Regions from separate parts of the Homo sapiens genome. Here region 1 is linked to region 2. A link is an interaction called in ENCODE POLR2A ChIA-PET data of the cell type or tissue named here. Cell type or tissue: GM12878. All regions are shown on one strand. Each heading gives the region's core, and the rest is flanking DNA. Links, peaks and the distances in the headings are about the cores only.

Evidence for each region. ChIA-PET counts read pairs that join two places held together with the same protein. Peaks named below come from ENCODE experiments on the same cell type or tissue, not always from the same donor. Only the 100,000 strongest peaks of a DNase experiment are listed, where the experiment ranks them.
Region 1: POLR2A ChIA-PET joins it to region 2 with 5 read pairs; 4 of 35 experiments call an interaction of 5 or more read pairs at or near these places.

The regions. Positions count from the first base shown.
Region 1 is chr3:39,154,806-39,165,947 of GRCh38, forward strand. The region is part of intron 1 of LOC101928263 (a long non-coding RNA gene); the gene reads left to right. Among named protein-coding and RNA genes, the nearest start is that of CSRNP1, 6.8 kb to the left of the region's middle. RefSeq lists an enhancer at 1-110. In GM12878, for the core only: no CTCF peak of the experiment used is centred there; no DNase peak of the experiment used is centred there.
Region 2 is chr3:39,215,792-39,226,933 of GRCh38, forward strand. No RefSeq gene overlaps it. Among named protein-coding and RNA genes, the nearest start is that of DSTNP4, 8.6 kb to the left of the region's middle. RefSeq lists a silencer at 5,184-5,283. In GM12878, for the core only: no CTCF peak of the experiment used is centred there; a DNase peak (open chromatin) is centred at 5,240.

The sequences.
Region 1 (11,142 bases), core at 1,749-9,748, 60 kb before region 2:
AGTTGATGGTGAGAGCCCCTCTTCAGCCACAGATGTGCATGTAGAATGGCAGGGGTCTGCTCCACTTTACCTTTCCTGCAAGAACAACAGGAGGAAAGCAGGTTGGGGGAAGATAAAGGCCCTGTCCTTCCGCATGCATTGAGTGTGTACCTGGGAGCCTGCAGGCGGAGGTGTCTGGGCAGCTGGAGCCAAGCTTCCAGTGGCTTCCCAGTACCCTCCTGATGAAGTCTCAACTCCTTGGGGCCTACAAAGCTGAAATAATCGGCCCTTTCTCACTTTTGCAGTCTCACCTCTCTCTTCATACCCTCATTTACCACTCCCTTCCCCCCCCTTCAATGCCATTAATGTGTGTACGTGTCATTTTGTTGGTTTATGTGCTTTTTTTTTTTTTTTTCCGAGATGGAGTCTCACTCTGTTGCCCAGGCAGGAGTGCAGTGGCTCAATCTCGGTTCACTGCAACCTCCGCCTCCTGGGTTCAAGCGATTCTCCTGCCTCAGCCTCCCGAGTAGCTGGGATTACAGGCATGCGCCACCACGTCTGGCTAGTTTTTTTTGTATTTTTAGTAGGTATGGGGTTTCTCCACGTTGGCCAGGCTGGTCTCGAACTCTTGACCTCAGATGATCCACCCGCCTTGGCCTCCCAAAGTGCTGGAATTACAGGTGTGAGCCACCGCGCCCGGCCAGTTCATGTGCTTTTAACGTTAGTCCTTCTGCATTTGGTTTTATTTTATACATGAGGTATGATTCTGTCGCAGCCTCACCTGTACACTTCCACCTCATACCCCTGATGACTGCTCTCCAGCTCTGTTGGCCAGTTGTCAGTTCTCAGAGTATGTCCTGTTTTAAACTTTCAAGGATGCTGATCCCACCTTGCACCTGCCTTGCACCCACTTAGTTGTGTGGTTTCCTTGTGCATTTCCTTGTGCTTTGTCTGTGAGCAGTGGGAGGGCAGGAGCAATGTTGGACTTGATCACTGCTCTATCTCCAGTGCTTGATAAGAACTTGTTGAATAAACTAAACATGACTAGCAAATGGGTAAAGTTGCTAGGGCTCAAGGAGAGGGCAGGGCTGGAGGTGGCAGTGGATGGATTTTTAACACACAGCTAGCACACTGAAGCTATAGTGTAGCTGAGAATGCACAGGAAGGAGCTTAAAGGCTACAAAGCTGGGTGTCTGTTGCTAGAGGTGACTCCACTCTCAGGGCTTTAAGGGGTAAACCCGCAGGCCACCCACCCTCCACCACCCACCTCAGACCTCAGCTGTGCTCTCACTGTGGCTGCGGGCTGCAGACGTTGCTGTTCCCAAGGAATCCTTTCCACTGCCTGCCTTCCTGCCTGCCTCTAATCTCCAGGCCAAGTTTCCAGCAGAAGAGAGGCTTCTATGATACCCAGAAGTGATCTAGTTTTGTTTCTGTCCCTGACTGTCTCTTTCCCTCACTTTCTGGCCTTTAGCTTTTCAATCTGTAAAATGGAGGCATTGGACAAGAGAACCCTCACCAGCTTCAACATTCCTTGACTCAGTTTCTAGAAGATGCTGCCTGCTTATCAGGGAACTGGGCAGGGTTGGGCACTAGAATTAATGAGGGTCTCTCATGCTGCCTACGTTTGCATCCTGTTGAGTTGTATATTGGGGAAACCAGACGAGTCAGAAATCAGGGTAGGGAGTTTGCTGGTGAGGGCTGGAGTGGCGCTTAGAGTGGGGAGCCCAATGGAAGAGAAAGAGAGAACAAAGGAAAATACAGGAGAATAAGAAGAATCAAGTGACGTGTGTTCTCCAGAAAAGCATCTCCCCGTCCTGGGATGGACTCACCAGATGTTCCCCAGATGTTACTGATGATGGGAAACATCTCCCTCTGGGATCCCAAGTAAACTCTTCTTATTCATGGGGAAAAGAAAGGTCTGTTCCAAAGCATTAAGGGTGGGGTCTAGAGCAGCATCCATCTGTGACTATGGCACATATATAGGCAGAAACACACCCACATATCCTCAAGGAATTTCTGAATACTTGGAAGAGTCCTAAGTTTCTCCAACATTCAGCATCCATGAACCACCAATTTTAGGTAAATAAAAATTATCACAAGTTTTAAATAAAATTTTTTTAAATTAAAAATTAATGCTTTATTCCCATTAGTAAAGCTAATCTCAAAGGAAACTAATAATATTAAATATGACAAAATTGAGAATTGACCAGATCCGTTGTAAATTGTTCAGGCTGGAGTGTAGTGGCATGATCTCAAGTCACTGCAACCTCCGTCTCCCAGGTTCGAGCAATTCTCCTGCCTCAGCCTCCCAAGTAGCTGGGACTACAGGCACATGCCACCATGCCTAGCTAATTTTTGTATTTTTAGTAGAGATGGGGTTTCACCATGTTGGCCAGGCTGGTTTTGAATTCCTAACTTCAAGTGATCTGCCCACCTTGCCCTCCCAAAATGGTGGGATTTCAGGCGTGAGCCACCATACCTGGCCCATCGTACATTGTTGATGGGAGGGTGAATTGACACAATCAGGGAACTGGGCAGGTTTGGGCACTTGAGTTAGTGAGGGTATAATTGGAAACTATTGGAAATAATTCCACTATTCAGTATATACCCAGGAGAAACAAGGCGCTTATACACACCAAGAGACATTTAAAATAATGTTATAGCAGTTTTATGTATGTTTTCAGCCCATAACTGAAAACAACACGAATTCTACTAATAGGTAAGTGAAAATTAATTGTTATCATATAATGGGATATTACACAACAACGAAAAATAACGAGCTATTGCTTCATACGATACTATGGTTTGAATGTCCCCGCCAAAACTCAGATTGAAATTTAATTGCCATTGTGTCAGTACTGGGAGGTGCGACCTTTGAAAGAGGAGTAACTATAATTCCACTTATTTTATTAAATTTTAAAGCAGGTGAATTAAAGCACAGTGATAGATAATGTTGCCTTGGGGATATTGACTGGGAAGGGGCACAAGAGCCTTCTGGGATGCTAGAGATGTTCTATATCTTGATCTGTGTAGCAGTTGGACAGGTATATACATGTGTAAAGATTCAAGTTCCTTACTGAAGATTTGTTCACTTTAAGTTTTACCCTGATTTTTTTTTTTTAAAGAGAGGAGAAGTTAGTGTCAATCACAGTGCCATTATTGTGAAAATGGAGCCAGTGTTTTCAGCCTTTCACCGATAATCTACATCTAGACCAGTGAGGTATATCTGGGGTCCACAGGTCAGGTTCAACTGTTTGGTTTCTCTTCATCTAAATTAGTGTGATGGTCTGGAGAGTTTTCCAACACCTACAGCCAATTATCTGATTCTCCAGACACCAGCTGGGTGTTCAACAATTCAACTTTAACACTAACTTCCCAGCATTAGTGCAGACCCCACAGCTTCAGGGCTCAGTCTCACAAGACTGACCATTCCTCTCAGACACCAGTCACAAGTTCCAGGCTTATTGTACTTCTGACCAACCAGCTATAAAGCTGGAGTTCCCACAGCCCCCTCCTAAAGTTCAATAATTTGCTGGAATGGCTCACAGAACTCAGGGAGACGCTTTAGTTACCAGTTTATTATAAAGAATGCAAACGAAGAGCCAGACGACGAGAAACAGATTAAGGTTCAGAAGTGTCTGGAGCACTGGGGTCTGCTTCCCTCTTGGTATGTGGATGTGTTCACCAGCCTGGAAGCTCATTCCGTCTTATTGTTCAGGAGTTTTTGTAGAGCTTAATCTCTAGTCCCCTTCCCCCTCCTGGAGGTTGATGGGTAGAGTTGAAAGTTCTAGCCTTCTAATCCCTTGGTCTTTCTGGTGATCAACCTCATTCTGAGGCTAAGGGCCCCACCCTTAATCACTTTATTATAATAGCATAGACTCAGGTGTGATTGTAAGGGGCTCCTGATGGATAAATCCTGTCACTCAGGAAACTCCAAGGGAAATTCCAAAGGAACTCTGAGCAAGAAAGTAGGGACAAAGACCAGATATATTTCTTATTTTGCCACAGATGGGTAAGAATTTTATTCCATTCATGACTCTCAAGTGCAAGGAGCTTCAAGTTATTTTTCATCTAAGAGTTTCATAGTTTTAGCTCTTACGTTTAGGTCTTTAATCCATTTATAGTTAAATTTTATATGATAATAAGCTAAGGGTCCAACTTCATTATTTTGCATATGAATATCTAGTTTTCCCAACATGATTTGTTAAAAAGAATTCCCCCTCCCCCAAATCAAATCCGAGCAGCTAAGTCTCAAGGGGAGCTTCCCCTTCAGTCAGCAGAGACACTCTCCTGTGTGCCATCCCAACCCCACCCCTCTGAGGTCTATCTGAAGAATGGGGATGCCTTCCCCTGTCTAGGATGACCTAGCTGTCTGATTTTCAGTCCATACTGTCTGCTTGTGGCTAATATTCTCCTTCTCCAAGCCCATGGATCCACTGAGCATAGAAGATGGGCCCTGCTATTTCTGAGCTATCCTTGGTTGTGCAGAGGGAAGGGAAGACTCTTTTATGAGGCTGCGAATAGGGACTAAGTTCCTGGCTTCTTAGGGGGCTCAAACATTCCCCTCTGGACAACCCCACCCAAACTACCTCCTCCTCTCCATAGTCCTGAGGGGAATTCTGCTCCTCTCCACCTTGCCTTTTACTCTTCCCCCTCCTCAAAGGAATTCCCCTCTCTAGGCCTTCATCTTGGTTGGAGACCCACCCCAGCCCTCTCAACAGGCTAAGGCAATTGTTCTCAAGTTCTAACGCCTGACCATCAGCATCAGCATCACCGGAGAAGCTGTTAGAAATGCAGATTCTTAGGTCTTTCCTAGACCTACTGAATCAGAAATTCTGCAAGTGGGGCCCAGCAACCTGGGTTTTAACAAGCCCTCCAATTGATTCTTATGCACATCAAATTTTGAGGCCCACTGAGCATTGCATTGGAAAGCAAGAATGCAGAAAGGAGACTGTCTTAAAGCACATTTCTTGAACATTCTTATTTATCTAAATTGGAAGACTTTTGTGCATAGATCTGTAGGTTAAAAATCCAAGCAGTTGAGTTCTGGGTCAAAGGAGTTTGAAAGACATTGCCAAATCACCATCCCAAAAATTGCACCAATTTCACTCTCAACCAGTAGTGTCTGAGGGTGACTGTTTCCCAACACCCTCCCTGGCACTGGGTGCTATCAAACTGTGAATCTCTGCCAATCTGATAGGAGAAACAAATCTTACTGTTTCAGTTGGCATTTCTCTTTTTACGAGTGAAGTTGAAGCTTTTAAAAACCATTTCTATTTCTCAGTAAACTGCTGGTTTATATTCCTTACTCATTTTGTCTTGAGTTGCTTTAGGTCTTTGAGGATGAAGGAGGTGAGCTTGTCTGTCTGTTACACAGTAGCACTTATTATTGGTTTGTCTTTCACCTTGCTTTATAGAATGCTTTACCGTACAGAAGTCTTTTTTTTTTTTCTTTTTTTTGAGACAGAGTCTCGCTCTGTCGCCCAGGGTGGCTGGAATACAGTGGCAAGATCTTGGCTCACTGCATCCTCAACCTCTAGGGTTCAAGCAATCCTCCCACCTCAGCCTCCCAGGTAGCTGGGACCACAGGTGCACACCACCACCCCCAACTCATTTTTTTTTTTTATTACTTGTAGAGACCAGGTCTTGCTATGTAGCTAGGCTGGTCTTGCGCTCCTTGGCTCAAGCAATCGTCCCACCTCAGCCTCTCAAAGTGTTAGGATTACACGTGTGAGCTTAAATTTTTATATAGCCACATTTCATAAATGTTTACTTTAGGGATCCTGGATTTTATTTGCTGAATTCTTTATCATACTATTATAAATAAATTTACTTATTGTTTCTCTATGGTCTTATGGTTTTATTTTTAATATATATCCTTTATCCACCTGGAATTTATTTTGATTTAGGGAATAGTGTTCCCATTATATTTTTCCCCCAAATGGGTAGCTAATTTTACTACCACCTTTCTCTACTAATTTAGAATGTCACCTTAAACGTAAACTGAATTCTGATATGTGTTGGGATCTATTTCTGATTTTCTATTCTGGTTTACTGAGTTGTCTATTTCACCTTTGGATACCAAATTGCTTTACAAATTATAATTTCATAATATTTTTATCATCTGATACATCTAGCCTCATCTTGTTGCTTTTCTTTTTCAGGGCTTTCCTGGCTCTTATTTATTTCCTCATTTGGTTGTCATATAATTTTTGACAAGTTCCTCACCTGACTAACAAACAAATCCTATGGGTATTTTGATTAGAGTCACAGTGAGTAAATGGATTGAGAAAGCACTGACATTTTTTATTTTTAAATTTTTAAAATGTGGAGTTGAGGTCTCACTATGTTGCTCAGGCTGATCTCAAATTCCTGGCCTCAAGTGATCCTCCCTAAGTTCTGGGATTACAGGAATGAGCCATTGTGCCCAGCCAACACTGACATTTTTATAATATTGAGTCTTTCTATTCAAAAGCACAGAATAGGCCGGGCACAGTGGCTCATACCTGTAATCCCAGCCCTTTGGGAGGCTGAGGCAGGTGGATCACCTGAGGTCAGGAGTTCGAGACCAGCCTGGACAACATGGTGAAACCCCGTCTCTACTAAAAATACAAAAATTAGTCGGGCGCAGTGGCTAATGCCTGTAATCCCAGCACTTTGGGACGCCGAGGCGGGTGGATCACCTGAGGTCAGGAGTTCGAGACCAGCCTGGCCAACATGGTGAAACCCTGTCTCTACTAAAAATACAAAAATTAGCTGGGTGTGGTGGCAGGCACCTGTAATCCCAGCTACTCGGGAGGCTGAGGTAGGAGAATCGCTTGAACCCAGAAGGCGGAGTTTGTAGTGAGCCGAGATCGCGCCATTGCTCTCCAGCCTGGGGGACAAGAATGAGACTCCATCTCAAAAAAAAAAAAAAAAAAAAAAATTAGCCAGGCATGGTGGTGGGTGCCTGTAATCCCAGCTACTTGGGAGGCTGAGGCAGAAGAACCACTTGAACCCCGGAGGCAGAGGTTGCAGTGAGCTGAAATCACACCACTGCACTCCAGCCTGGGTGACAAGAGGAAGACACTGTCTCAAAAAAAAACAAAAAACACAGAGTAGTCTGGCTACAGTGGCTCACACCTGTAATCCCAGCACTTTGGGAGGCCAAGGTGGGAGGATCACATGCATCCAGGAGTTTGAGACCAGCCTGGACAACATAGGGAGACCCTGTCTCTACAAAAATTCGAAACTTTGTGGTGTGTGGTGGCATATGCCTGTAGTTCCAGCTACTCGGGAGGCTGAGGTGGGAGGATCACTTGAGTCCAGAAGGTTGAGGCTGCAGTGAGTCATTATCATGCCACTGCACTCCAGCCTGGGAGACAGAGTGAGACCCTGTCTCAAAACAAAACAAAAAACAAAAGCCTAGAATAGAATGTTCTCTATTATTTTATTTATTTTTATTTTTAGAGACAGGATCTCACTTTGTTGCCCAGGCTGCAGTGCAGTGGTGGGCTCATAGCTCACTGCAGACTCAAACTCCTGGGCTCAAGCAATCCTCTTACTTTAGCTTCCCAAGTAGCTGGGACTACTGGCGTGCACCATCACATTTGGCTAATTTTGTTTGTTTTTAGCAGTGGTCAGGCTTCACTATGTTGCCCAGACTGGTCTTAAACTCCTGAGCTCAAGCCATCCTCCCGCTTTGGCCTCCCAAAATGCTGGGAGCACTTTGCCCAGCATTCTGTATAATTTTAATATTATCTTTGTAAAGGCCCTTATATGTCTTTTAAATATTTTTCTAAATATTTTGTCTTTTTGATTGCCATTATAACTGTAATTTCTATCGTATATTTCTGATAGATTTTATATATATACATATATTATGTATATAAAGTAAAGTAAAGGAGAGCTACTGGGTTTTGTATATGAACCTTGGAAACTGCCATCATCTTTATTTATTTATTTTTTTGAGATGGGATCTTGCTCTGTTGCCCAGTGGCACAATCTTGGCTCACTGCAACCTCTGCCTCCTGGACTCAAGTGATCCTTCCACCTCAGCATCCCTAGTACCTGGCACCACAGGTGCTCGCCATCATGCCTAGCTAATTTTTGTATTTTTTGTAGAGACAGAGTTTCGCCATGTTTCCAGGCTGGTTTCGAACTTCTGGGCTCAAGAAATCCACCTGCTTCAACCTCCCAAAGTGCTGGGATTACAGGCATGAGCCACCGCACCCGAGCCATCCTGAATTACTGCCTCTCTAATAGTTGGGAATTTTCCAATCACATCATCTACATATAAATTTGCTTCCTCTTTCCAATATTTACATCACATTTCTCTTTTTTGTCTAATTACACTGGCTTGAACTGCTAGAGCCATGTTAAATGATAATGATCATGATGGCTGCTTTCACCTTGCTTTTTATTTTTTGGCTTAAAACAATAGAAATTTATTCTCTCACAGTTCTGGAGGCCAGAAGTCCTAAGTCAAGGTGTTGGCACTGCTGTTTCCTTCTGGACACTGTGAGGGAAAACCATTCCCTGCCTCTCTTGCAGTTTCTGGTGGCTGCCGGCCCTCCTCGGCACTCCTTGGCTTGTGGCCGCGTCCCTCTGGGCTCTGCTCTGTCTTCACGTTGCCTTCTCCCCTGTGGGCCTTTTCTCCTCTTCTCTTCTGAAGACACTTATCATTGGATTTAGGGCCCATCTCAATCCATGATGATGGCATCAAGATTGTTAACGGAATTACACCCACAAAACTCCTTTCATACATTCACAGCTTCCAGGAGGACATTATCTTTGGAGGCACTACCTTCAACCTGATGCTTTTTCCTGAAATGACTTTTTTCTTTTTACATTTGGCTACTGTGGTATAAACTGTTGTCCCATCCGAATGACCTGACATGCACCTGAAACATGTTTGAAAACGCAACGTTTGTTAGTGCAGTCAGCTCTCCTCTGGAACTTTTCAGCTAATCTGTCACCTTACAGCTCTTGGTTTAATCCTCCTCTTACCTGGGTATAGGATGTGCCCACAATGTCAGGCCTTTTCGTTCTCTCTCTATATATAATTTTTTCTTTCAATAGCTTGTGGGGTCCCAGGGGGTTTTGGTTTCATGGATGAATTATATAGTGGGGAAGTCTGAGATTTTAGTGCATCTCTCGCCCAAGTAGTGTATATTGTCCCAATATCTGTCACCCCTTTTCCACCCCCCTACTTCTGAGTCTTCAAAGTTTATTACACCATGCTGTTTGCCTTTGTGTACCCACAGCTTAGCTCTCACTTATAAGTGAGAACATACAGTATTTGGTTTTCCACTCCTGAGTTACTTCACTTAGAATAATGGCCTCCAGCTTCATCCAAGTTGCTGCAAAAGACATTATTTCATTCTTTTTTACAGCTGAGTAATATTCTATGGTATATATACCACATTTTCTCTATTCACTCATTAGTCGATGGACATTTAGGTTGGTTCCATATCTTTGCAATTGTGAATTGTGCTGCTGTAAACATGCATGTGCTGGTGTCTTTTTCATATAATGACTTCTCTTCCTTTGTGTAGATACCCAGTAATGGGATTGTCAGATCAAATGGTAGATTTAGTTCTTTAAGAAATCTCCATACTGTTTTCCATAGACGTTGTACTAATTTACATTCCCACCAACAGTGTATAAGCATTCCCATCTCACCACATCCACACCATCATCTGTCGTTTTTTGGCTTTTTAATAATGGCCATTCTGGCTAGGGTAAGGTGGTATCTTACTGTGGTTTTACTTATTTCATTGTTATTATTTTTTTTTGAGACAAGGTCTCACTCTGTCACCCAGGCTGGAATGTGGTGGCATAATCACGGCTCACTGCAGCCTTGACCTCCCTGGCTCAAGTGATCCTCCCAACCTCAGCTTCCTGACTAGCTGGAACTACAGGCACATGCCACTATGCCCCACAAATTTTTGAATTTTTGTAGAGACAGGGGGTCTCCCTATGTTGCCCAGGCTGGTCTCGAACTCCTAGATGCAAGCAATCCCAAACTGCTGGGATTACAGGCATGAGCCACCACACCCGGCCTAAACTAGATTCTTCAGGTGGATACCACTCTTGCTCCTGTTTAACTTTTTTTTTTTTTTTTGCCTCGTTTCACATTTTTATATTTAATTTAATTTTGGCTGATGGTAACATTGCAGCCTTAGCTTACTATTTTCTGGTACACCTTGGTTTGTATTTTATTTTTAACCTTTCTGAGTTATTTTGGCAAAGATGCATCTCTTGCACACATCATACACTTTTTAAGACACTTTTATCATTCGATGTGAGAATCATTTTTCTATCATGAGTAGTTTTATCCCATTTACATGTGCTGATATAACTGACATATTCGCCTTAACTGTGTCTTCTTATCTTGTTTTCTATTTAAATACTGCTTGTGTTTTCTATGTTTTACCCTGTGTATTTTTGTCTTCTTCGGTATGCATGTGTGTGTGCGCCTATATGTTTGTATTTTTGTCTGATTATTTGAAGGTTCATAAGTCTGTTTTTAATATTTCTAGTGGTTGCTTTTATATCAATTTATTTCTCTGCCAAGAAAAGAAAACATTTAGATGTAGGAAAAGAGTTGTATTCTCAAAGGCTAAGCTTTGGCACCACAGTTCTGTCTTCAAAATCTTGATGTCTTTTTCTCAATATGAAAGAGGTTGATAGCCTTGCCCAGAAGCCAAAAGTTCAGGGTAATCAAGATACTGAATGTGCCACTGAGATGCTGCTTGAACTAGCCACCTACATCAAAGAGCTATCAGTACCACAAAGGGATGCTGTATCTCATCTCTTCTTTCAAAACCTCATGTGAATATCTTTCCTTCAGCAACCAGCATACTTTGTTCAACAGTGTCTTTGACTTACTGTCCATTTCTCTACACAGTATTCTGAGAAGACATAATAGGAGAGGCCATGAATTGAAGGCATTGACTCTTCTTGCTATTTGTTTCTATATATATCGAGATTAGGAGCCAGATTGTTGCCTGACAGCTGGTCTTTGTGAATACAGTGGTGTATGGTTGACATTCAGCTGCAAGTTTTTTTTTTTTTTTTTAAATCTGTGAATTGATGCTGGTTGGTCAGTCAGTATACCAAAAGATAATAGCACACTTAAAACCAAGATGAGGCGGCTCTGCCTATGGAGTAGCCATTATT
Region 2 (11,142 bases), core at 955-8,954:
CACTCTTTCCTGCCCTTGTCTTTCTTTGATTTCCTTATTTTGTTGGAACACATCCTAAATACGATGAAAGGTATGTTTATTCTACCATTTTGCTGTATTGGTGATTGAGCTAGGTCTAGAATTCTAGAACTTTAAAGGCTTGCTTTTTATTTTCCAGCCCCCAGGATTGCTGATGGCATTCTGACACCTTTTTGTGTGTGTGTGTGACAGCTTTTACTGCTGTTATCATTTTTGTGTGTGTGCCTGAAGACTTTAAGATTGCCTCTTCATTTTTGGTGTTCTGAAACTTGACCATGACGTGTCTGGTTGTAGGTCTTTTTTCCATTCAGCCTATTTAGTAATTGGGGAGGGGAGCTTTGAGTGTCTTCAGTCACCTATGTGAATTAACCCAGCCCTTTTTCTTCAAATATAAATGGGCCACCATGGACCACCAGACATTTCTGCAAAACCAACAGTAAAATTGAGAAGGACTAAGATGAACAAACAGGAAAAAAAAAAAAAACAGATAGCATTAAGGGAACTGAAAGTTGTAAAGTGCTGACTGGTCTCTCTCTCTAAATCCATGACCACTGAAACCTCAAGTAGCTCAGAGTGCTGCTCAGCAGCTGTCCTTCTTTCCCCATTCCATCTGCTCCCCTAGGCGATGCCTTTATAGCTTACCTCTTTCAGACCTCCAGTGCAGTCTCCCCATGCCACCTCAGCTGATTACCTTGCTCCTTACTTTCTTGAGAATTAGAAGTGCCAGAAGAGAATTTTCATGAGCTCCCATTGCCAGATCCACTCAGTCTCCTGACCCAGTACCCACATGCCTTGTCTTCCTTCCTATTTGTGTGCAGTAATTGTCTCTACTCTTAGCTCAGGCTGGCTCTTTCCCTGAAGCCCTAGATCCTAACCTCTCTCCGCTTCTTAAGAACATGGCTTCACCATTCTCTGCCTTCTCTCCTGAATCATCATTTCTCCCCTCTCTACTGTATTATTCCCATCTGCAAACATGCTGTTATTTTTCACATCTTAAAAAACCACAAAAAGCATTTCCACCTTCCCCTCCAGCTACTGCCTTTCGTCTCCCATTGTCTCTCTCTCTGTCTCTCTTTTTGAGACGGAGTCTCACTCTGTCACCCAGGCTGCAGTGCAGTGGCGCAAACTTGGCTCACTGCAATCTCTGCCCCCTGGGTTCAAGCGATTCTCCTGCCTCAGCCTTCCAAGTAGCTGGGACTACAGGCACACGTCACCATGCTCAGTTAATTTTTGTATTTTTAGTAGAGACAGAGTTTCACCATGTTGGCCAGACTGGTCTTGAACTCCTGACCTCAAGTGATCTGCCCACCTTGGCCTCCCAAAGTGCTGAGATTAGTCTTGAGCCACAGTGCCCACCCCCATTCTCCTTTAATCAAGATTTTGCCCCCACCACTCTACCCAAACAAATCTTGTCAAGTTCAACAATGACCTCCTTATAACTAGACCCAAAGGTCAATTTGCAGGCCCCAGATTCCACTGGATGCAGGGAATCATGCCACCTACCTTGAAGCACCATCTTTACTTGGCTTCCAGGACCCCTGCACTCTCCTGGTTTGCCTCTGATCTCACTGGCAGCTCCTTCTCACTCTCTATTGGTGGTTCTCCCTCCACTGTCCACCCTCCTAATATTGGGATCTCCAGGACTCAGTTCTTGATCTATTCTCTTCTTTATCTACACTTCATGAATTTCTTTTTAAAGTCCATGTATATATAATATCTATAATCCTAACTTCTTTCCTCTGATCTCAAGGCTCATGTATTTCACTGCCTTGTAACATCCCCTTTTGGATCATAGGCATCTTATGCTTAGAAAGTCCCAAATTGAGCTCTTGACCTACCCCTTACCTCCAAAATAGCTTCTTCCACAGTCCCCCTCATCCCTCAGTAAATGCTAATTCAGGTCTCCTAGTACTCAATCTGAGAACACAGGAATCTTCTCTTTTCCTCACTTGACACATCCCATGCATTATGTATTATATAAAACTTACCCATTATATATCCAGAATCTGACATCTCATAATCATCTCCATTTAGCTGGTCCAAGCTATCATCGTTTCACACCAGAACCTTCTGAAATAGTCTCCTAACCAGAGTAGCCAGCTTGTCACAGTTTGCCTGGTACTTTCCCAGTTTTTGCACTGAAAGTCCAGTCTCAGGAAATCCCTCAGCCCTGGGCAAACCAGGATTATTGATTATCCTACTTCCAACTGGAATCTTCTCTTCTTCCGTTGCCTCCTTACAGTCTATTTTCAATACAGCTAGGGTGATTCTTTTAAAATGCAAATTTTATTATGTCACTTCTCTGTTCAAAACCCTTCAATGGCTTCCTACCCAACTTAGAAAGAAAGCTATTGCTTTCAGTGGCCCACAAGACTATAGGATCCACAGGCTTGTAGGAAAAGATGGAGAATTCAGCTTTGAGCAGGCTGATATTGCAGTACTGTGGAATGTTCAACTGGCAATGTCCAAAATTGAATGGAGTATCAAGAATATCTTCTGTTTGGAAAACAAAAATAGATTGCTATGGAAAAACTTGCAAGAAAGAATTCTAGGAAATTAGAAATATTTGTTAAAATGAAAAAAATCAACGGTAGACCTGAAAGACAAAATTATAGATGCTCTGTCTGGTGATACTAATGATATATTCATAAGTAATATGCATATGATATAGTTATATATTATGTAAGATAAAAATATATAAAATACATATAAATAAATTTATTAAAAAATACATTTGCAACATGATGCACCAAATTCCCAAAATCTTCAGCATGCATCTTTCCAAACCAAGGACACTCTTCTACATAACCAGCATACAACTCTTCCAGTCAGGAAATAAGAAATCAGCTCTAACACTAACATCTAATCCAAAGAATATATTCATATTTTGCCAGCTGTCCTAACAGTGTCTCTTTCCTGTCTAGGCCAGGATCACACTTTGTACTTCATACACAAGTCTCTTTAGTCTCTTTCAATCTGGAATAATTCCTTGGTCTCTCCCTGTTTTTCATGATCTCATTAGTTTGAAAGAGTGCAGACCTTTCAGTCTCTAGGACGAAGCTCAGCCTGGTTCCACCAATGTTTCCTCAGGACTGGATTCACATTTGTGTTCTGGGAGTGCCGAAGCTCAGCCTGGTTCTACCCATATTTTGTCAGGACTGGGTTCACACATGTGTTCTTGGAGTGCCAAAGCTCAGCCTGGTTCCAGCAGTGTTTCCTCAGGACTGGGTTCACACATGTGTTCTGGGAGTGCTATACGGAAGGGAGGCTGTCCTCTTCTCACTGCATCACACGAGGGGGCATACAACGTGGGCTTGTCCCTACACTGGTGATGTTCATCTTTAGCACCTGGTCATTTTGTGTCAGGTTTCTCCACATTAACTCATCAATTTTCTATTTGTAATTGATGAACATTTTGTGGGAAGATATTCTCAAACTATGCCAATATCTTGTATCCCATTAAATCTCCACTAACTTGACTTAGTAGTTATTGATTACTTTTGCCTGAATTAACCACCATTATGGCGGTTGTAAATGGTGGTTTATCCATTATCATCATTCCTACGATATATATTAGCTGCTATGCTACTATAAGGAAGACATTTCCCTTTTCCTCCACTTACTTTTTTACTTTTTAAAAAAATTACTCATACTCAATCCTCTACTTATTTTTATTGACATAGACTCATGGATTCCTATTTTATTCAGCAGATTTAATCCATTACCATCAGTATTTATTTTAATATCAAATTATTCCAGATTTGGCTAGAGGATAACCATTGAAATTTGTACCTATGAGCTATAGACATGCCCCCATCATTCTTTGAGTAATTCTTTACTTTCTGGCACAAGAAAATGTTTCAGGTTCATCTTGTAATTTCCCTGCCTTGGCCTCAGAATTACTTATTTCTACAAGAAGTGCTAGAGTTGAGAATGATATTTGGAGACTATAATCTAGGTACTTGGTTGCTTATTGCTTCTGGGCCTTCCTGCCTCATATTGGCGTAGGATGGGAAAGTCAGGAGCTGGGGACACCCTCCCTCTCTCAAGAGCAAAGTAATTTCTCAACTTTCATAGACCATAAGACTTACTCATCACTGCATCTCTCTGCATCCTCCTTCTTTTAATCAGCTTCTTTGCCTGCACGTGGGTCTCTGTGCCCATCAGCCTTGAGTCTGACCTGACTGCTGACCTGCCCACCATTATTGGCTACGGAGTCTGCAGTGCCCAAACTGTGAGAGCAATAATCTGCATGTCTCTGTCCAGTCTATAGATTGGTTCATCTTGGGCTTGGGTTCTACCTCTAGTCTAATCACTTTTTGTCAGGGCAGTTAGCAATGTTACAATAGTGGCTGGGACAGCCCTGACAGAGCTGTAGAGAAGATGGTGCAGTTTCTCTAGGGAGGAATGAGTCCTGTGGAGGACCCTGACTACATCTGCCACATTCTATAGTCATACATTAGGTTCTTATAGAAAAGTTTTTAGATTTTCAGAAGTGAGGACATTTGGTAAAGGTTCTGTGTATCTGAATATTAAGGATCATTTTGGGTTCATGGATCAGTTATTGGGAAACACTGATCTAACTCCAGCACTTCAGTTTCTCGGATGAGTAAACTGAAGGCCAGAGAGAACAAGAGACTTGTCCTCATGTACATGGCCTGTCAACAGCAGATCTGGGATTAGAACCAGGGCTGGCCATCCAGTGAGGCGAGAGAAACATCTAAGAAGCAAAATGTAAGGAAGCCCTCACCGTCAGGATCATGCAAGTGCCCTAGGGGCTTCCCTTGACTCACCCTAGGCCCAGCCCAGATTAGAACTCCAGGATCCTGCTTGCCAGGAGGGAGAGATCACAACTGGCTTGCGGTGTATGGGTAAGAGGGACTGATGGGGAGTTTTCCTGTGTTGCCACCTTCAGGGAGAAGGAAGTTCCTGAGGAAGGCTGGTTAAGCTAGTGTTCCCAAACTGAAGGATCCAGTAGCTTGGGATGGCTGCTCACTGGAGAAGCTTGAATTATCCTGCATGCACAGAGCACTGAGGCCCCTTCAGTCTGGGTGGAGAGTTCCTGGCCTGGGTTATCTTTAGCTGGTTGCTGAGAGTTGCAGCATTTCTCAGCCCTGGTGATGGACACTTCTGTTTTCCCCCGTCTCATAAAAATAGACCTTCCCTCCAACCAGACCTGCCTTGTTAGATCTGTTCTTACATAGACAGGACGTGTGGGGTTTGTGCTTTTTTAGCCTCCAGTCTGGTGTCTGCTTCCTTCATGTGGAACTGCTTACTAAGAATTTTACCACAGGAGGATTTTAAGAAAGTAAATGTTGGCTTTGTTGTTGGTTGAGGTTAAAAACAAAACAAAACAAAACAAAAACAACAACAACAACAACAAAACCATCAAGATAGTCAAAAGAAATAAAGGAGAGAAGAACAAAAGAGAAACAGCTGAACCATTTTGTGACCCTTTTTCTGCTACTGCCCTGGTCAAAGGCACAATTTGTTCTCACCTGGATTCCTGCTGCATCTCACCCTGATTTGGTGTGTGCTCAACAAGGCAGCTGTTAGCTAACATACAGATTAGGCAAGAAAATGAAAATGAAATAAAAGGCATTCAGATTGGAAAGGAAGAAGTAAAACTACCTCTATTCACAGATTATATGATGATGTGTATCCACTAAATCCACTGAGAAACTGTCAGAATTAATTAATGAGTTTAGCAAGGTTATAGGATATGCAGACAGTATGTAACAATCAATTTCTATAACTTTGCAATGAACAATCCAGAAATGAAATTAAGGAAACAATATTTATAGTAGCATCAACTAGAATAAAACACTTAGGAATAAGGTTAACAAAAGAAGTGCAAAACTTATACTCTAAAAACTACAAAACAGTATTGAAAGAAATTAAAGAAAACTAAATAAATGGGAAGACATCCCATGTTCATAATCAGAAGAAAATAAATATTGTCTCAAATACTTAATAAATATTAAGCATTAAAACAGCAATATTCCCCAAACTGATCTATAGATTCAATACAGTTCCTATCAGTATCCCAGATGACTTTTTAATAGAAATTGACAAGCTGATCCTGAAAATTATATGGAAACTCAAGGAACCCAGAAGAGCCAAAAACAATCATAAAAAAGAAGAAAAAATTAGGACTAATTCTTCCTAATTGCAAAACAATAATCAAGACAACATAGTACTTACTTAAGGATAGACACATAGATTAATAAAACAGAATTCAGAGTTCAGAAATAACCCCATTTATCTATGGTTAGGTGAACTTTGACAAGGATGTCAAGACTATTCAATGGGGAAAAATGAGTCTTTTCAACAAATGGTGTTGGGATAACTGTACAGCCCCATACAAAAGGATGAAATTGGACCCTTACATTGTGTATAAAGATTAAACCAAAGTGCATCAAAAACCAAAATGTAAGAGCCAGAATTATAAACTCTTAAAATATTGGTATAAGTTCTCATGACCTTGAATTTGGCAATGGATTCTTAGATATGACACCAAAAGCACAAACAACAAAAGAAAAAAAATTGGAGTTCATAAAAATTAAAAACTTTTGTCTTTCAAAGGACACTACCAAGAAAGCAAAAAGACAACTGATAGAATGGGAGAAAATATTTGTAAATCTAGAAGATATAAAGACCATGTACAACTCAATATTGAAAGAACACACAACCCAATTAAAAAATGGGCAAAGGATCTGAATAGCCATTTCTCCTAAGACATGCAAGGGACCCCTAAGCACATAGAAAGATGCTCAACATCGGTAGTCATCAGGAAAATGTAAACCAAAACCACAGTGAGATAATACTTCACACTCACCATGAGGACTACAGTAAAAAAATCAGATAAGTGTTAGCAAGGATGTGGAGAAAGAACCTTCAAGTACTGCTGGTAGAAGTGTAAAATGGTTTAGCCACTTTGGAAAACAGTGACAGTTCAGCAAAATTTACACATAGTTACTGTTTGATCCACCAATTCACTCCTAGGTGTATACACAAGAGAAATGAAAACATGCTTCCACTCAAAGATTTTTACGTGAATGCTCATAACAGCATTCATAAAAGCCCAAAAGTCCATTAACTGATACATAGATAAATGTAGTATATTCATATAGTGAAATGTTATTTGGCCATAAAAAGGAATGAAGTACTAATACATGCTACAACATTGATAAACCTTGAAAATATTATTCCAAGTGAAAGCAGACAGTCACAAACGACCACATATTGTATGACTCCATTTATAGGAAATGCCAAGAATAGGCAAATATATAGAAACAAACAGAAAGTAGACTCCTAGTTGCTTAGACCTAGCAGGGGGAAGGGGTTGATGAGAACACTGTGAAGTGCTGGCTAAGGGGTAGGGTGTTTCTTTTTGAGGTGACGAAAATATTTAAAAATTCACTGTGATGATGCTGCTGAGGCTGTGGAGAAATAGGAATGCTTTTACACTGTTGGTGGGAGTGTAAATTAGTTCAACCATTGTGGAAGACAGTGTGGTGATTCCTCAAGGATCTAGAACCAGAAATACCATTTGACCCAGCAATCCTATTACTGGGTATATACCCAAAGGATTATAAATCATTCTACTATAAAGACACATGCACATGTATGTTTATTACAGCAGTATTTACAATAGCAAAGACTTGGAACCAACCCAAATGCCCATCAATGATAGACTGGATAAAGAAAATGTGACACATATACACCATGGAATACTATGCAGCCATAAAAAAGAGTGAGTTCATGTCCTTTGCAGGGACATGGATGAAGCTGGAAACCATCATTACCAGCAAACCAACACAGGAACAGAAAAGCAAACACTGCATATTCCCACTTGTAAGTGGGAGCTGAACAATGAGAACACATGGACACAGGGAGGGAAACATCACACACCGGGCCTGTTGGGGGGATAAGGAGCAAGGGGAGGGAGAGTATTAGGACAAATACCTAATGCAAGCAGGGCTTAAAACCTAGATGACAGGTTGATAAGTGCAGCAAACCACCATGGCACATGTATACCTATGTAAGAAACCTACATGTTCTGCACATATATCCCAGAACTTAAAGTAAAATTTAAAAAAAAATCACTGTTGTGATGGTGGCACAATTCTGAGAATGTACCCATTAAGTGTGATATTATACTTTGTAAATGAGTGTATTGTATGGAATATAAATTCTATCTCATTAAAGGTGTGTGTGTCTATACAAATCGGATCATATCTTGCCTCTGCTGAGCATCCTCCAAGAGCTCTCCTTTCCTTTAGAAGAGTAAATTTCCAAGTCCTCCTAATGCCCCACAAGGCCCCACAGAATCCAGAACCCTCATCACTACCTCCTGGTCTCATCTCCTAGTCCTGTACCCTTTCTCTTTGCTATCCCTCTAACTGGACTGCTTTCCTCCCTTATAACTGCATGGCTCATACCCTTCCTTCTTCCAGCTCTTTATTCAAATGCCACTTTCTCAACTAATTGACTCTGACCATTCTATTTAAAATTGTAGTTCTGACCTTACTGCCTTGTTCCATTTTTCTTTTCCATAGCACTTATCATCTCAGCAGGTGTGATAGTCAAAATATTTAACAGTCCATCCTATAGGGTAGAGAACTATAGGGTACGAAAAAAGGTAGGAATTCTAGAGACCCCTGCTGGGCTAGCACGAACCCTGTAGTTACTAGATCATGAAGAGATCAGGGTGGTGGTGTTCCTGGAAAGGGGCAAGGAAGCTAGGGAGCACCAAGGCCTTAGGGCAGAGGTACAGAAATATTCCCACTGGACTGGCAGACTAGTACCTGATAAATACCTGATCTACTTGTATTACATTACATAAGTTTCTTGTTATGCTTATTATCAGCTTCCCCTATTAGGACATAAGTGCCACGAATGCAGGAGCTTTGCCTATTTTGTTTACAGTTATATTCCCAGCCCCAAGAGAAGCACATAGCAGGCTTTAAAAAACATTCGTTGAGTTTAAGAAATAACAGCATGTGGATTTTGGAAATAGGCACGAAATCTATATAACCTGGACCTTCGTGGTTAAGATTTTCCAGCTGCAACACATGTTGAGAAGGTCTGTGTGTTGATGGCCCAGGACAAGCACCCTGGTTTTATCAGTTACTGAAAATGCCATACAAAGAAGAAGGGGGCTAAGTTCCTGGACCTAGAGGTGGGGAGGGAGTGGATTAGTCAGAATTCTTGGCTGCAAGGTACAGAAACTAAATTCATACTGAAGGACAGGAAGGAGTTAATGGCTCACATAACTGAAAAGTTCAGGGTTTTATCTGGCTTCAGATGCAGGTGGATCCAGAAATTCCAACACTGTCATCAGAAATTTATCTCTTCATTCCTTTGCTCTGCTTTCTTCTAAATCACCTTCATTCACAGACTAGATCTCCCCAGGTTGTAGCAAATACAACCACAGGCAGATTTAGTTCTAGCAGCTGAGTACATTTCTTTGGGAAGACAGGACCCTTTGCTGCGCAGTTGGCCCAGGTTGGATGACAGGCAATCCAGAAGAGAATCTGCCTGTGATTCAGACAGACCCCTGTCCAGGGGGATGGAAGTCCAATTACCCACAAGGAGGAAGGAGGCCCATTGAGTTCACACCAAATCCTTTGTGGCTTTCAATTACTCTTGGCTGAGGGTCATGATATAGTATTGGATTCTTGACATATTTTGATGGTAGAGTGGGCAAGATTTGCTGAGGGATTAAATCTAAGGGGTTGGAGAGGAGTCCAGGATGATCCAAGATTACACATCTGGGCAATTAAATGTATCAAAATGCCATAAGCCAAGAGGGAACACTGAGAAGGAGATGTTTTGGGTGGAAGTCAGGAGGTCAGACTTACTCATGTAACTTTGAGACATTTATTAACACACAACTAGAAGATGTTAGGGAAACCACTTGACATACAATCTATAGTTCGGGAAGATGCCCAGGTGGAAAATATAAATTTCATGGTCATCAGAAATGGATTATATTTAAATCCATGAGCCTGGCTGAGCACCTAGGCAGCAAATATAGATAGAACAACGGAAGGATGAAGAAGTGAGTCTTGAGATGCTAAAACATTAACAGGTGGGGAGATGAGCCAGAAAGGAAGACTGAGAAAGAGATCCAGCAGAGTAAGAGGAAAACCAAGAGAGGAGGAAGAGGGAATTGATCAGTTGTGCCAAATGTGTAAAATGCTGTTTATAAGTTGAGTAAGATGAGAAATAGGATTGACTGTAGGAGTTAGCAATGTGATAAATGACCTTGGCCAGAGCTGACTTTGGCCAGAGCTATTATGGTGAAACAATGTGGACAAAAATTTGATTGGAGCACATTTAAGAAAGACTGGAAGGAGAGGAATTGGAGTCGGTAAGCAGAGAAGAAAACTTCTTTTTTAAAGACTTGCTCTGCGAAGGAGAACAGAGAAATTGAGCTGTGGTATAAAAGGGGAAGTGGTATCAACAGGCACTTTAAAAGTTAATTCTTTATAATTTTTTCTGTAAGTTTTCTTTTTTTTATTATTTTTTAATTAAAGTTTTTATTTGGATTAAAGTTTTTACTTGGAGGTAATAGTGGATTCACATACAACTGTGAGAAATAACACAAAGACATCCCATGTTCCTTTTACCCAGTTTCCCCAAAGGGTAACATCTTGTAAACTATGGTAGAATACCACAACCAGGATATTGACATTCATAGTGTCAAAATACAAAACATTTTCACCACTGCAAGGACCTCTCACGTTGCCCTTCAAGAGACACACCCCCCTCCCTAGCCCCCAACAACCACTAACCTCTTACTCATTTCTATAATTTTGTCAGTTCAGGAATATTATATAAATAGAATCATAGAGTATGTACCATTTGGGATAGCTTTAAAAAAACTCAGAATAATTCTCTGGAGATTCATCCAGGTTGCTCCATGTATTAATAGTTCATTTGTTTTTATTTATGAGCAGTATTCCATGGCACTGACATACCACAGTTTGACCATTCATCTGTTGAAGAATATCTGAGTCATTTTTAGTTTTGGGTTATTATAAATAAAACTGCTATAAACATTTGTGTACAGGTTTTCTTGTGAGAACATAAGCTTTCATTTCTCTGGGATAAATT